2 separate regions of the Homo sapiens genome follow, and region 1 is linked to region 2. The links are chromatin loops, found by intact Hi-C in ENCODE. Cell type or tissue: OCI-LY7. All regions are shown on one strand. Each heading gives the region's core, and the rest is flanking DNA. Links, peaks and the distances in the headings are about the cores only.

What was found. A loop is a pair of places that touch in the nucleus more often than their neighbours do. Peaks named below come from ENCODE experiments on the same cell type or tissue, not always from the same donor. Only the 100,000 strongest peaks of a DNase experiment are listed, where the experiment ranks them.
Region 1: a loop joins it to region 2, with 5 times the contacts of the local background. A loop is called at or near these places in 1 of 110 quality-filtered maps.

Annotation. Positions count from the first base shown.
Region 1 is chr6:1,663,301-1,668,679 of GRCh38, forward strand. All of the region lies in intron 9 of GMDS (GDP-mannose 4,6-dehydratase), which reads right to left. It overlaps LOC107986514 (a long non-coding RNA gene), which reads left to right. Exons shown (of 2, transcript XR_001743788.2): 1 at 1-2,604; 2 at 3,548-5,022. Among named protein-coding and RNA genes, the nearest start is that of FOXC1, 56 kb to the left of the region's middle. RefSeq lists enhancers at 2,041-2,270, 2,281-2,450. In OCI-LY7, for the core only: no CTCF peak of the experiment used is centred there; a DNase peak (open chromatin) is centred at 2,101.
Region 2 is chr6:1,737,369-1,742,747 of GRCh38, forward strand. It overlaps GMDS (GDP-mannose 4,6-dehydratase), which reads right to left. Exons shown (of 11, transcript NM_001500.4): 8 at 5,100-5,218. Among named protein-coding and RNA genes, the nearest start is that of FOXC1, 130 kb to the left of the region's middle. RefSeq lists an enhancer at 2,298-2,637. In OCI-LY7, for the core only: no CTCF peak of the experiment used is centred there; DNase peaks (open chromatin) are centred at 2,053 and 2,493; H3K4me3 peaks cover 2,129 bases; H3K27ac peaks cover 2,070 bases.

The sequences.
Region 1 (5,379 bases), core at 160-5,159, 74 kb before region 2:
AGCCACTGTTTTCATTTAGGAGCCCAGCTCAGTCTGAACTGTGGGACCTCCTTCACCAAAGCACCCCCATATTGCTTCTTGTTCTCACCTACTTAACTGAAACGTCCCAAAGTTCCCTAGAAGAGATTTTAGCTATCATCTCTCCTAGAAGAGCAGGAAACCAAGCTCCCTTTTCCTTGCTTTTATCCTTGCCCCTGCGGAATTTTTCCAAAGGTACCAGTGATGTTTTTGTGAATGCAAGTACACGGCGGCCCTCCTCCTCACAGCCTGGAACCCCAAACCCTACCACTGGCCTGCACCGCCTTATGTGACTGCTTGTGGCTACTGCCCTCACCATTTCTCTGTGCCAGGAATACTGGCCCCACTGCTGTTCCTTCAACTGGCAAAGCATACACCTGCCACAGGGCCTTTGCACAGGAGTCCCCCGGTGACTGGTGAAGATCCGTGTGCCCTGCTCCCTCATTTCCTTCATGGCTCTGCTGAAATGTCTCATCAGAGAGGCCTTCCTTGATCACCTTTACCCTGCTTTATTTTTCTTCATGGCACAGATCTCCTCCTGACATGTTATTAACATGTTTGTGGTCTGTGCCCTCCTGTATGAATGGGAGCATGTAATTTATTTGTTGTAATTTGTTGGAATAAGTCACCTACTGGCTTAGCACCCTCAGGACCCAGAGCAGTGCCTGGCACACGGTAGGCACCCAGTAAGAATTTGTTGGATAAGTGCTTACATTTATTTCAACAAATAAATCACATGCATGCCCCGTTATAGTTCTTTACAATAATTAGGCTAAAAGTTGCTTATAAAAAGAAAAAGAAGTAACCTAGTCAAATTTTACTTTGGTGTTTCTTAAATGTTACCCATTCTTACTGCAAAAATCAACTCTTGGAATCTTTATCATTTCTCTGTAAGGCCGAGAATCTGCCCTTTGCTACTTGAATCTTGTGTCAGCCTTCAGTCAAAACTAATGAAAGTCTGGGCCAATGAGCTGGCCCCAGATTTCTGGATCATCCAAGCATCTCCTTCACTCTCTGGACCCTCTCACCTGCCCACCCCCTGGAACCACACTGTCCTCTGTCACCAACAGTGAGGTGGGGGAGTGTTCTTACAACTTCATCGTTCACTCACATGGGAGACCGTGAGTATTCTCTTCAGAGGAGAGGAATTGTTTCTCCTTAGAGAGGCGTGAGATGAATGAGTGTCCTGTTCTCCCTAGAGTCCCCGATTCATGGTGTCTGGCCACTCCTACAGGCACAGCACGGACAATCACATAACGAAGCTGAAAGCAATGTGCTTTTGAGTATAAGCCATACTGGTTAGAGGTGATTTACTGTGTCACTCTGTCACATTGACATGTTTGAGACTCATGTAAACTATTCCCTGATCAGCCACAGTTCTGGCCTAACAGGGGGCAATGCTAATGTTTAATAATGTAAGCATAATATTTAATTTGGAAAGTACTAGTGATTATATAGTAGTAAAGAGGCTTCACATGTGGGTAGAGATTTTTTAAAAATCTCATTGATACCAAGGTATAGTGCAGTAGAAACATTTTGAAACTAAAGTTAGAAGCGTCCTAACTGTAGAATGAACATATTCACGTCACTATTGTTCACCAGGATCGCTCTCACACACCACACGTGCTATGTGAATACAGATAGACTTCTGCATACTCAGCTGGCTTTGCACATCTCTACCACAGAGTACGTGTATCTCTTGGACAGAGTATGACTGGTGGAAGTGGCAGTTGGCAGTTTATCTTTGATCACTATATTCAGAGGTGGCTTATACTTTTTAATTTTTTTTATTATTATACTTTAAGTTCTAGGGTACATGTGCACAATGTGCAGGTTAGTTACATATGTATACATGTGCCATGTTGGTGTGCTGCACCCATTAACTCGTCATTTAACATTAGGTATATCTCCTAATGCTATCTCTCCCCCCTCCTGGCTTATACTTTTAAGGGCACAAAATATATAACCATGATTGCTTGAAAGGGATTTGTTTCAATTCCTTGTTTGAAGGAGGTAATGGGCCAGCCTAAGAATCAAAAGTGACAATGAAATATAAAATGTATAACCATGATTGCTTTAAAGAGATTTGTTTCAGTTCCTTGTTTGAGGGAGGTAATGGGCCAGCCTAAGAATCGAAAGTGACAATGAAATATGAATGTAAAAGAGGAAGGGAGACAGACCTCTGGCTTGTTAGTACAACAGAATACTTACTTGGGGTTCACTTTATACATTACTTTCCCCCATTTTCCTACCCATTTGGGTAGGAATGAGATCTGCCAGGAAGGTGCACGGGGCAGAAGGCTTTGCTGTTGTTTTCCATGTCTTGGTTTCCTTCCTTTACCAGGACCAGAGCAGGAGGCCTCCTTTCTGCTCTCTGGGGGCCACATACTCCTGCCTCGATGGGCCACAACTGGATGAAGGAGGATACACGTGTGCCTTGCTACACATAATAGCTAAACAGCCCTAGAAAAACAGGGTCTGTGTACATATCATCATGTCTTCAGGCTACAAGGAAGCCCGCTGTGTGAAAAAGCTCTCCTGAGCTCAAATAAGAACTACTTTCTAAATATCACCTTAATATATCTGGTAGGTTTGGATTTGGTATGTCAAGTTGAGTCCTATAATACATAGACTATTTCCTTCTGGAGACCGTATTTTTAATTTCAGCGACTTGGAGGAGTTAAACTCGACCTCTGGGCACACTGACAGCCAAGTGGGTCATCAGCAGAGGAGTGACAACGACACTTCCATTCATGTAGGGCTTCCGGTCTACAGGAGGGCTTTCATATAAGTGGGCTGAGTGTATGGGAAGTGAACTGATTAGGCATTTGCCCCTTGTTATGGATGAAGCAGCAAAGGCCGTGAGAGTCCCTGAGGGTCAAGTCGCTCTGAGATCCTAGAGACGGGAGTCCTGCTCTGCCCAGCATCCTCTCCCCTGCACCACAGTACCTGCATCCCCTCCTTTTCTGTGCCGTCTTTATTTTACAGTGTGGATCTGGTGGGCTAGGGTTCCTCTCCTGTTGGTCCTGATGATGCACCAAGACCAAGAATATTTCTTATTTATGGAGGAAATATGGTTAAGTGCTAAGTGTACAGCCCTGACCCTTCCTCTACCCTCTCAGCCTAGTTACACCAGGGAGGTAAATCCCTACCTGTTTGTCTACCTACTTGTTTATATTAAAAGTTCTTGCAAATTTAAAAGGTTATACACTCAATGATCCAAAGGTGAAGTTGAGAAGACTATAAAAGACCTTAGGCAATATGAAATTATACAGTCAGCTTTTCACGTGACGGTGGTGTGATCACTAATGGAATCACCGAGTTTCCACAGAATGAAAAGGACCCTTGGGATCCGGAGCTACAGTTTAAGCTGGTCCCTCTCTGGAGGTGTTGCGTAGTAGGCTTCTCCTGTAACGTCTACGGCTGACTTATGACATTTACATTTTTGGTCCTCAAGGTCACAGTGTCCTTCTAAGCGGAACGATAGTGGAGACTGGGAACTAACTTCTTCATCTCCTCTCTTTGACAGCCTGAACTCAGCTTGGCACTGGCTTTCTATCCACCTTCTGCCCAGCAGTGAATGGAGTCAACTCTCCCATTAATGGAGCACCCTCTGGGGGAAGGGCACTGTGTTTTCTGCTGAGCGCTAGGACCTTCACAGTCTCCACAGAGCAACAAACCAGAACTCAGCGAGAAGAGCAATGCCAAAGAGGAGGCCTAGCGTGCAGACACACATGAGCCTAGAGCAGCTGTGCCCACCCCATGCCTCTACCATTGACTCAATGAGGACAGCTGTCTTTGAGAGTGGTGACGGTAGGGTTCTATAGAAGAAGCAGGTCTGTTAAGCAATCTGCGAGATGGCCGGCCTCAGACCAATCAAAGTCTACCATTTTGTCTTATCTATCTAGAACCATAACTCAAAAATGAAATTGCCCCAGCTTTTCTCCTCCCACCATTAAATTCCATTCAATCATAGCAGGCAAAATGCAGTCACGCTCAAGCAGCCAGATGTTATCATTACAGACTGCTCTTTATAAACCCATGCTGAAACCTGAGTGGTTGATGAGACCAGCTAAGCAGTTGTACCTTTGACCCAATTGCATTAAACTTGCCCTATCAATTTAAGCTCAGTATAAACACCATTTCCCAGAGCCCCTCGTGAAGTCAGCAGTGAGAAGAAGCTGACTAAGCCTAAACATTTTTTAACAGCAATCTTGTCTTACAACACCAAGGGGATTTGCTGGGTATCTGGGGCTTTATAAAACCATATGAACATGCTGAAAGAATTAAAATCCTTTAAAAATGAAAAATTGATGGTGACAGTCCTGTCTGAAGACTAACTGGTCTAATGGCAACATGGAATGGGCACTTTTGTATTTTTTTTTCTTTTTTTTTTGGTCTGAGACACTTTTGTATTGTTTTGTAAGTAATATATTTGTATTATTTTTCTTCTTCTCAAATGTTTGCCTTAAGGTGGCCATTCCAATTTTTTTTAAATGAAAAAAAATGTGCCCCACTTATCAGTAAATTGGACATTTTAAGAGGAATTGAACATATTTACTGTCCTGGTTAAGTTTCTTTCTAATGAAGACTGGGACCCTCTCCGTATTCAAACATTTCAGATAATAAGATCACAGTTATCTCCACATCACATGCGGCTGACATCCCGGGAGTCTGGCCTATGCACAAGTCCCAGGGTGAATGAAGGGAGTGATCGTACCTGGCTATTGATTTGCTAATATTTCAATAAAACTTAGATGTTCTATAAAAATGTAAGCATATATTTGTCTTTGTAAATAAATATACCTCAGTGTAAAGGTATTTCAAAAGAGAAGGCTGATCTTAGAGGTGTTTACTTTTTTCTTTTTTTGCTTTGTATAAAAAGTTTATTCAGTTACTTTGTGGCTGAGTTTCCAAATAAGTAGGATACTGTTACTTTCTGTTAAAATGCTAAAATAGGATACTGGAGAACAAATAAATGTTGAAGATTTATAAACTCTTTTAGAAATGACTTCGTAATATATCTTAATAAGATAAAAAGGCCTTTGAATTATAAACTGTAGATTATAAAAATTAGGTAGAAAATGTAATATTTTAAGACACACTGGGGGCCAGGCGCAATGGCTCATGCCTGTAATCCCAGCACTTCAGGAGACCAAGGCAGGCGGATCACCTGAGGTCAGAAGTTTGAGACCAGCTTGGCCAACATGGTGAAACCCCATTTCTACTAAAAATACAAAAATTAGCTGGGTGTGGTGGTGCACGCCTGTAATCCCAGCTACTTGGGAGGCTGAGGCAGAACTGCTTGACCCTGGGAGTCGGAGTTTGCAGTAAGCTGAGACCGCACTACTGCACTCCAGA
Region 2 (5,379 bases), core at 98-5,097:
ATCATCTTAATTGTAGGAGAAAAGTGTTTCCTTTTCACACTACATACTTAGTGGTAAGTTGATGTGAAAGGAAAAACAAAACACAGCACTAAAAAGAGCCCCAACAATGCAATGTGCTCCACACACACACAAACACACACACACACACACACAGAGATACACACACATACACACCACACACACAGATACACACACACACCACACACACAAAAATACACACACATACACACACCACACACACCACAAACACACACACAGATACACACGCACACATACATACACATACACACACCACACACACAGATATACATACACACATACATACACACACACGCACACACCACAAAGACACACCACAAACACACACACACATACACATACACATACACACACACCACACACACAGATACACATACATACACACATACATACACACACATACACACACACCACAAAGACACACCACACACACAGATACGCGCACAGATATGCACACATACACACATACATACACACGCAACCCCACACACATACACACCACACACCACACACAGATACATACACACCACACACACATACACAGATACACACATACATACACACACATACACACACACCACAAACACACCACACACACAGACACACATACACACATACACACACCACACACACACACCACATACACCACACACATACACACATACCACACACACACCACACACATACACACCACACATATACACACACACCACACACCCATACACACATACACACACAGATACACATACACACACACAGACACATACACACACACATATACACACATACACACACACATACACACACACAGATGCTATCAAAAGAAAGCAGTTGTCATAAGGCTGCCTTTCTCAATACAAATGACTGTGTAAGAATTTAAAACGTTACCTTACATTTTATCAGGACTGCATGTGGTACTGATCTGCTTCCCCGAATATCTTCTACTAACCCAAACTCAAATTAATGTGCTATTTTCTAATAAATGCAAAACAAAAATTATTCAAATTACTCAAGTGATGTCAAAGACTTCAAGAGGAAATATCTGTGTCGATTCTAAATATACAGATGGCGACACGTGTCAAGCCTTTTCGGAGAACATTACAACGGATAAATTTTAAAAACGATAACAAAAATGGGAAGAGACAGCAGAGCTTAGAATAGCAAAAGTGAGAATGTTCCAGATGCTGATTGGTGTGTCTGATACGGTACAGCCTCATGTAATATGAGGCAAGGACACAAAGCACAACAAGTAGAACTCTGAGCTAGCAGAAAGCTTTCTAGCTTAATTAATGGCAATGCTAATGAGACTAGAGAGCTTGGCTGTCCTTCACCCTCTACATCTGGCTGTTCACCAAATCCCGCTGATTCTAAGACTCAAATCAATCGCTCCTCTCCCTCTCCATGTTCTCGGCTGAATGCAGATCCTCCTCATCCTTAGCTGGACAGCTCCAACAAGCCTCTAGGGAGGAAGCATGGTGGTTTCCCTCAAGCTGTCCCCACCATATGAGAGGGAATAAGGCTAACCATGAAATCTGCGGAAATCAGGATGACAGTGGGTGTTTCTGGGAGGACTTTCTGGATAAGCTGGCTTTTGGGATATCCACTTGTGCTTAATTAAGTATTTACAGAGCACCGTCAGCTGTTGAGAGCACTGAGGATAACCTGGGAAGGAGACGATGCCCACAGGCATGAAGACCTGGGTCTGTGTTCACTGCAAATATCCTATCACAAAGTTTTTTTTGACAGCATATGAACAAGAAGGATAAAAAGTGCACATAAAGGAAAGAGGAGCGTCTTGGGTCACAACATACTCATTTCAGACCCTGGCTCTGCTACTCCCTTGCTGTGTGACCTGGGGAGAGCACTGAACTGCACTGTGCCTCAGTTTCCTTCTCAGTGCAATAGTGCCCCAGCCCTGGAAATTAAACACAGTAGGGGTGCGGCTCCTGGCATGCCTCCAGGCTCGCCCTAACCACTCCCTGCGTGCCGCGGTGAGCATGGGCTGTCTCTGTCTGTCTTGGAGCACATCCTGCCGTTCTTCTGCAATAGCATCCTGCTATAGGGGAAGACCCTGCTCCCCCGCATTCAAACAGTGGACTTTCAGTGGGGCTGCTCATCCCAGAATCCTCACACCCTGAAAACAGGCCAAGGCCTGGGATCCAGTCCCACGCTGGCCACAGCGACAGGTCTAGGGATAACTGCAGGACCCACAAGGGCCAGCCACAGTCCTTCCTCAGGATTTTTCTAGGTGGATTGTTCTTAAAGGTTCTATTCCTCTTTTGACTGTGTGAGGCTGTGTCCCCAGAAAGGCAGTCTAGACTGCCCTCTGCCATGGGGAGCAGCTGAGGGATGGAGGCAACATCCCAGGGCACTGGAGCCAAGAAGCAGAGGGGCCCTGAAGGAGCACCAGGTACCTAAGGCTACTCTGAGTTCAGTTTCAGTTCCTGAAAAACAGAAGAACTCTGACTGCTGGGAAAGTCCATTCACTTTTCTCCCTTTCCTAATATAGTACTAAACAGTTTCACTATGCTTAAGCCTTTATTAGCATAGATACTTCACACATTTAAAAAATAATTCATGCGTATCATCCTTCGCAACTTTTGGAGCATAACAGGACACTCCTAATAATAAAATGTCATGTTTGATTCCTACAGAGAACATAAACAAAAGTGCACATATTTTTTAAAGAATAAGATGTTATGCTTACATCTTATTTTTCTCATTAAACTTGTTTAAGTATAATCTGTGTTATTCACATATACAATATAAATTTGTTAAAATATGTTAGAGAGTTATTAAAAAAAGTAATTAATGAGAGTGGCAGATATTAATTTCTGCTAAACTATACGTTTTAATTAAAATTTTTGGGCCAGGTGCGGTGGCTCATGCCTGTAATCCCAGCACTTTGGGAAGCCGAGGTGGGCGGATCACTTGAGGTCAGGAGTTTGAGACCAGCCTGGCCAATATGGTAAAACCCCGTCTCTACTAAAAATACAAAAATTAGATGGGCGTGGTGGTCCATGCCTGTAATCCCAGCTACTTGGGAGGCTGAGGCAGGAGAATCACTGGAACCCAGAAGGCGGAGGTTGTAGTGAGCCAAGATCGTGCCACTGCACTCCAGCCTGGGGGACAGAGTGAGACTCCGTCTCAAAAAAAAAAAAAAAGGAGGGTTACTTAGAAGCAACATAAATTTTATATTTGAAAAGTATAAAAAAACCCTCAATTCCAAACATAATCAATCCAACAATGCATTTTTCAGTCCACAAGAGAAGAAGGCCAATTTTTTTTTTTGAAAAATGAGGTATCTTCTTTAAAAAATAAAATAGAAGGCCAAAAGAATCAACATAACCAAATTACACTTCAAAGATTATTTTATATCTTCTTGCTTCCTATCTATATGCTATTTTCCAACTCCCCATATTATACGTAAAATTTGAAAAAGATCTTATTTTTGCCTTAATTTTCTATAATTAATGTCATTAGTTTCCTGCACAAAGTTTTCATGCAAAACAAATTTATGTAACTCTTGGCCACGAATTGTCAATATTTTTCATAAAATTGGAAGTATATTGAGACAAAATGTTCACAAAATAATTGGGCAGTATCTCTTTTTCTGAGTGTTCTTATTTTTGTTTTTAAAATTTTAATTGACACATTATAATTGTACACATTTATGGGGTACATTTTGATATTTTGACACATGTATATGTTGTATAATGATCCATTCAGGGTAGTTAGTGTATCTCTATCAGCTCATGCACATATTTCTTTCTGGTGACAACATTAAAAATTCTCTCTTCCAGCTATTTTGACATATACAATAGGTATTGTTAACCTTAGACACCCTATTGTACAACAGAATACCAGAACTTATTTCTCCTATCTTATTGTTACTTTGTACCCATTTACCATTCTCTCCCCAGCCTCTTTCCACCCATCCCTTCCTCAGCTTCTGGTAAGCACCATTCTACTCTCTGCTTCTCTATCATCTTTCTTTAGATTTCACAGGAGTGATATCATTCAGTACTTGTCATTCTGTGTCTGGCTTCTTTCACATAACATGATGAAAGAAATTTGGAAAATTTTCCAAATTTCTTTCATCTTTCTTTTAAGATGTTTTTGGCCAGGCGTGGTGGTTCATGCCTGTAATCCCAGCACTTTGGGAGGCCAAGGCGGGTGGATCACCTGAGGTCAGGAGTTCGAAGACTAGCCTGGTCAACACAATGAAACCCCATCTCTACTAAAAATACAAAAATTAGCTGGGCATGGTGGGGCATGCCTGTAATCCCAGCTACTTGGGAGGCTGAGGCAGGAGAATTGCTTGAACCTGGGAGGTGGAGGTTGCAGTGAGCCAAGATCGCACCACTGCACTCCAGCCTGAGCAACAGAGCAAGACTCTGTCTCAAAAAAAAAAAAAAAAAAAAAAAAAAGAAGGTGCTTATATTGAGACAAAACATTTAAAACTAAAAAAAGTAAAATAAAATAGTATTTAAAAATAAATGAAAGTAAAAACATCTTTCTTTTTTTTTTTTGAGATGGAGTCTTGCTCTTTCACCCAGGCTGGAGTGCAATGGCATGATCTCAGCTCACTGCAATCTCTGCCTCCCGGGTTCAAGCGGTTCTCTTTCCTCAGCCTCCTGAGTAGCTGGGATAACAGGCGCGCACCACCACGCCCAGCTAATTTTTGTAGTTGTAGTAGAGATGGGGTTTCACCATGTTGGTCAGGCTGGTCTTGAACTCCTGACCTCATGATCCTCCTGTCTCGGCTTCCCAAAGTGCTGGGATTACAGGCGTGAACCACCGCGCCTGGCCAAAAACATCTTAAAAGAAAGATGAAAGAAATGTGGAAAAACTTGGTTTAGATGCTGACCAACATCTGACAAATAACACAAGTAGGGCTGGATGCAGAGCAGAGCAAAGGCCCCACTCTACACTGAAACTTTCTGTATTGCTCTTCAGGAGAGTGAAGGGGGAAGATGACAGCCAGAACCGAGGCTTCAGCAAGCTCAGGTGCATACCTGCCAGAGAGCTACAAGTAGTCATTTCTCAGGTATACTTACACAATGGTTTTTCCAATGTGCAAGAATGATTTCTCGACAAATTCCCGGACACTATGGACCTCCCCAGTAGCTATAACGAAGTCCTCCGGCTCATCATTCTGCAACATCAACCACATAGCCTAGAGGGAAAGAGAGGCAAGTTCACTTTGAAGTCACACTCAGTGGCCACACATTGTTTTCCAGTGCACATAATCAGATATGGACATCGACAGCTGGAACATGAGCATGAATTTCATAGCATATTCTAAGCACAACAGCAATGGCTCCCAACTTTTACTGA